2 separate regions of the Homo sapiens genome follow, and region 1 is linked to region 2. Evidence: chromatin contacts called from ENCODE Hi-C data. All regions are on one chromosome and are shown on one strand. The core of a region is the stretch at or near the end of the contact, and the rest is flanking DNA. Distances in the headings are between cores, read along the strand shown.

Region 1 (2,917 bases), core at 213-2,712, 60 kb before region 2:
TGGCCTGAGCCTTAGGAAGAAGAATCTGGCTGCGGTGTTGAGAAGGAACCAGTTGGGAAGAGAACGAAGACCCACCTGGTGTGGTCCTGGGGTGAGTGAACAGGGCAGGGGGAGAAGAGGAGTTGATGGAACTTAGATGTGGCTTGTGCTGTGATTCTGGCTGGCCCTGGTGGCTTGGGAAGGCTGCTGGGGAAATGGTGAGAGGCAGACACTGCAGGCCTGGTTTGGGGCTGGCTCTGCAATCCCAGTAAATCTTTTGGGGCCCAGTGTCCCAGTGGATGGCTTCTCCTGCTAAATGGTCTGAGCCCAGAGTGGCTGCCCTGCCGCTGACGGGGGTAAAAGTCCCCCTTAGTGGCACCAGGGGGACTTGGTGGGTAGAAGTGGCCCTGTTCAGCTCTGCAGCCTTCTCATAAACTCAGGGCACTTGGGGGTCTGAGGCAGGCCTCCCCTGGGACCCGGACTGCTGGAGAGCTCCCCTGCGGGGCGGTAAACCGGCCTTTTTATAGCGGGGGCCTCTGCATGGCTCTGCAGCCCGGAGACCCTGGGAGTTATGATGACTCAGGGACATGTCTCCTTGGAAACATTTTCCCAGCACCCCTCTCCTGGCTGCTGCTTGGAGGGGAGTGATTTGGATCTGATAGAAAGGCGAGGGTCTTTGGAAACCTTTCAATAGCAGGGTCTCCTTTGAAATCCCCCCTCCGCATGGAGAATGAGGCCCCTTCCCTGGGACTCCCCCAGCTTTTGAAATGGCTTTGACACTTCCTCCCCCAGAAGGCACATGAAAAACTTGGAGCAGCCCAGAGCTCTGTGCTGTGGCCTCCTGCCGGGTTGACCCAGCTCTGCCCAGTCGCCCTTTCCCCACCTCCCCTTCACCCCCTCCGAGGACTCTGGGAGGATGACTCCCACCTCTGCCGCCCCAGGAAATTGCTCTGCAGGAGGCCCCTGCCTTGGGCTCCCCGGGGGGGCTGCTGAAGGAGAGAGAGGGAGGCTTATGGGGGGCTTGGCCCAGAGGAAGCTGGTCCCCCACGGCTGGGAAGGGAGGAGCAGTGGGTCTGCCCACATGTGTTGAACATATATGTATAATGTATGTACACTGCCCTCCTGGGGCACATGGCACCTCACCCTGGGGGGCAGGGCCTGAGTCTGGAGACCCCCAGGAAGCCGATTTGCTGGAGAGGCCTTACTTTTAGTTTGTTTTGGGTGGGGATGGCTGGATAAGGGGTCTGAGAACTTGTCCTTGAGATAACAAACTTGCCATGACCCAGGTTGGCCCCAAGGGAGTGACTCAGCCTCTGGGCCCCTGGACGTCCTCACGCAGGGCCTCACGGGCCCCTTGGGGGAGCCCCGGGGAGGGTCAGGGCTGGGAAGGGATGGTCCTCAGGGAATCTTGTCAGGAACGCTTGCCCTTGCTGTCCTTGGAAAGTGGCTGTGGACTCTCTGGCGGGCAGCCAGGCCAGAGCCAGGCCTGTCCCGGTGGGGCATTAGTCATTCCGGAGGCCTGCTTTTCATGCTCACGCCGGCCCTTTCCCTGGGTGCCTTCAAGGGCTGGGCTCTGCTGTCAGGGGCAAATACATGGGGGAGGAAGTGGGTGTTTGGAAAATCAACCCCTCCTGCCTCCTGCCCAGGCTCTTAAAGTGTCCCCAGTGCCAGCTTCTGTCCTTGTGTGTCCTCTTGTCCCCAGCCCTCCCCTGTCACTGTGGCAGGACTGGCCCTGGCCAACCTGGAGGGAGGCATGTGTTTTGTGTCTGTGTGTGTATGTGTCTGTGTGTGTATGTGTATGTGTGTGTCTGTGTGTGTATGTGTATGTGTGTGTATGTGTGTGTTGTGTGTGTGTGGTGTGTGTGTGTGTGTGTGTGTGTGTGTGTAGAAGAGAGAGAGGGAAAGAGGGAGACAGACAGAGAGAGGGTTTTTCTACCTTACAAGTCTTTATGAAGCACATCCCTGGAGATACTTTCAAACCACCTTGCAGAGCCAGGGCCCACTGTTCAAGCTGCCATTTGGACCCTGGCCCCGTGCTGAAGGCCCAGCCTGCAGCATTTTGGAGGGGAAGGAGTCTCTGGTCCAAGGAGGACAGTCTGGAGTGGAAGTCAGTGTCTCGCCCCAGCTCCAGGGAGATACAAAAAACCCAAATAGAACCACAGAGGAAAATCTCATGAACATGAAAAGAAAAAGGGGTTCCTGTCTCCTTTCTGCCAGGATCACGTGTTGCTGAACCGGGCTGTGTCAGGCTCTTCAATGGTGCTTTTGATTCAGGTAACACCAGACCCAAAACATCTGTCTAACCTTAATATGTGATAAAAATGTCTCCCTCTCCCTCCAGAGATCATGTTTCAGGTTCTGGAACTGTTCTGTCAGAATAACAAGCCTGTACAGCAAGACTATAATCCAATTCTTTTTTATTCTTTTTTTTTTCGTTGCCAAACCCCCAAACTAGGGCATAGTCACTTCCCCCTCAACAGTCTTCCTGGCTGAGAGAACCAGCCCAAAGGACTTGGTTTCCCTGACTTTGAATCCCGTTGGTTCATTCGAGGAAGCTGTTTAGGTCTATGGAGAATCCATCAGTTCTGAATTTTAAAATAGTGGAAAATTTCTCATTTTCTTGAGTTCCTTTTGTATGCGTATGTGTTTGTTTGTTTGTTTTGGGGGAAGGCCTCTGTCATTGAGGTTTCTTCTAGTAGTAACCTCATACCTTCATGTTCAGTAAACACTATTAAAATCCTCGGTGGGCTCTGTGAGGGGCCGCTAACCCAGCTCAGGAGATGATAACCTGCAAGGTCAATGTAACGTCACAAGTCTAAGATAAGGGAGCTCAGAGGACAGGCATGTTGCCCAATCTGGGTATTCCAGGAAAACTTCCTGGAAGAGGTTACACCTAATCAGGGTCTCAGAGTATAAGAAGTAAGGTGGGAGGGGAATT
Region 2 (2,740 bases), core at 34-2,533:
TGTGTTTAATTCTGGGGCTGGAAGAAAATACAAGTGCAGCAAATTTGCAGTAATAGGAGAAAGTTAATGCCTGGCAAAAAAAGGAATCAATTTAGTGATTGCTTTTATATTTTGGAAGAGCAGATTGGTTTTTCATGCTTTTTTATGATAAAAGCATACAGATTCACTTAGATCCATGGTTTTCATATTGCTTTCGAAGAATAAAGAGAGGTTATGGATTAAGGGGAGTATACAAAGGTTAAAAGTACGTGCATGTCATCTGTATTCTGTGTATCTGGTGCATATATGTAATATATATGTGTATATATCTATATATGCCTCTATACATCTATATACACACATACCCCCAGTAAAGTAGATGTAGTTACAATATAGTTGGTAAATATTTAATAACTCACTGTCCGATAAAAAACAGAATTTTGATTTTGTAGCCTTTGCCGATTTCTGTGGTGTAAATACTCCCACTGTGGGCCAATTTCAGTCTACCAATATCATTTCGCTGAATCTGGAGTTGGGAAGAGAAACGCACAGTTGGCTCTCAGGAGTCAGTATGAACTGGCTCTAGCACAGCCCTGTTTTATATGTGCACATGTACGTGCATATAGACAGACACATATTATCTCTATGGTTTAAGAAAAAAAGAAAGGAGACATAAATGCTATCCATCAGTTTGAGCCCTGAGTATCATCTCTGTGTTTTCCCAAGTGCCAGCCTCCTTTAGTGAATTTGCATGTACATTTTATTCAAGTAAAGAGCAGCCTCCTGCCCTGGAAACACGGTGACTTTATTTTCATTAAGTTCCACGTGCTAAAGGAAAAAAGAAAAGAAGAAAAGAAGAGGTGAAGAAGGAGGGGGAGAATCCAGGCTTGGCTTCCCTTGCATTAGCAACACTGGCTTGTCTTCAGCGTACTCGGCCGACTCGCCTCGGTTTTTATCCAGCCATTGTTCTTTTTACACCGAGTTTGCACACTGTGGCGTGTCTGGGGAATTTCAGCAGTTGGAATATACATGAAAAGAGTTCCGTTCCACTTTCATAAGGTCCCTGGATGGCTTGGACGAGGCCTCAAGGCCCCATGGTAGAGCCGGCACCACATTCATATTCCTTCCCACACCACACACGATAGCACGAAGCCCAGACCAATCGAAAACTTGACAGTAAGCCTTTTGATTTTGCGGGGAAACCTTCATCATGCTGCGAGAGGGAAGGGAATATAGCCCAAACTGGACTTCATACTGTGGCAAGCTTGAAATCCCAGCCCAACCGCAGAGCTGGCTGATTGGAATTGTTGGAAACTGTGTCCAGGAATTCGGCTGCAAGAACTTGGCTCACAGCAACTTCGGCCTTTTTGAAAGAAAAATTGTCAACTGGGAGAGCCACTTGGGGCCTGGGTTTAATCTGTCCAGGCAGTAAAGATTCACGGAAATGATTGGCCAAGTTTCCCTAAAATGCTCAGAGCTCCTGCCTATTTGGGGACTCTGGGGGTGGGAAGGAGCAGGCTCACTGGCTCCTGGTGACAGCTGTCGTCACTGCCGTGATGATGGCAGTTGTCACCGGCTTCGATGCTATTGCTATTTTGTTAATCGCCAACCTGCTGCTTGTGAGATAGCAGAATCAGAGGTGCAAACAAAGCCATACAGAGCATATGTTCTACTCGGTACCCTGCTCTCAGGCTACTGTGACAGGGTGGCAATTTTCTGGGCACACCTTTTGCCCTGGCAAAGTCACCATGACATTTAGACAGCCAAAGACCAAAGAGAGACTAACATTGAAATCATAGATGTGTGCTGGGTAAATCTACAAGCAGTGGTACCGTTTGCACCTCTCTTGGGAGGACATCTGTGGGCTTTCTTGACTGGGATCGTGCCTTCAGTTTACTCATCTTTGTTTGAAAATGTTAGTGAATATGGGACCCTGCTATGAAATACCCATGAAATTCTAGCATCTGGGTACATTGGCCAGCAATGTCCTGATGATACTGATGTAGACAGTAGACCTTGGTTCAAATGCACAAAAGATGGAGCTTGGCGAAGGTCCAAAGAGCCAGGAATCAGGAGCAGACCGCCCACAGGAAAACATGTTGTCATCAACTCTTCTTCCTTGACAAGGATATTAAGTCCTGGTCTTTTCAGTGGGGGAAGATTCATCCTCTTGGGGCAGAGATAAGTCAGTGATGTTGAGATAGGTTTGGGTCCAACCACTCATTCTGCAGCAGGAGAGAGTTGGAGGAATTTCATCAGGGATGGATGGAGACTGGTGAGGATGTTCCCTGGGGCCTCCTAGAAAGATTAGGGGAAATCTCTCGCCATCTGGCCCCATGCTGATGCTCCAGCCCACCATACCTCATTAGCAGAGAAGGCTTTGCTTTTCTGTTTTTCTTTTTATTTCCCGTACTGTACCCTGTTCCCTGACCCCCTTTGGTACTGAGTAGGAAAGTACAAAGCGGGAAGTGGCAATATCCCAGGGCTTTGCCCCTTTTGTGTGGCCAAGCCACAGATAAGTCAGTAGACCTCTCTGGGACTCGCTTTCTCTGTCCATGAGATGGAGAGTACTCCCCACCCCAGACATACAACTGCCTTTCAGAGTGGTGTTTAGGAGTCCAGGGGATGGTGAGAAGGTGGAAGGGGCAGCTGACTCAGGCCATGCCTGGGGCAAGCCTGGGCCAGGGATGTCCAAGGTTGAGGGAAGCCCCTGTGGCCCCTAAGGAGCTCAGGACTTGCCCCCACCTCGGACATCCCTGCC

The links. A loop is a pair of places that touch in the nucleus more often than their neighbours do.
Region 1: a loop to region 2 is called in a map of posterior cingulate gyrus, with 4 times the contacts of the local background. The contact joins two enhancer-like sites. A Hi-C loop is called at or near these places in 1 of 168 maps with a recorded cell type or tissue (posterior cingulate gyrus) and 1 of 37 single-sample maps with no recorded cell type.

The regions. Positions count from the first base shown.
Region 1 is chr16:49,619,081-49,621,997 of GRCh38, reverse strand. The region is part of intron 5 of ZNF423 (zinc finger protein 423); the gene reads left to right. Among named protein-coding and RNA genes, the nearest start is that of LINC02179, 150 kb to the right of the region's middle. Within about 2 kb of position 1,462, at least 18 of the 41 ENCODE cell types and tissues checked have a DNase peak (open chromatin) inside an H3K27ac peak, as active enhancers do.
Region 2 is chr16:49,558,959-49,561,698 of GRCh38, reverse strand. The region is part of intron 5 of ZNF423 (zinc finger protein 423); the gene reads left to right. Among named protein-coding and RNA genes, the nearest start is that of LINC02179, 94 kb to the right of the region's middle. Within about 2 kb of position 1,283, at least 5 of the 41 ENCODE cell types and tissues checked have a DNase peak (open chromatin) inside an H3K27ac peak, as active enhancers do.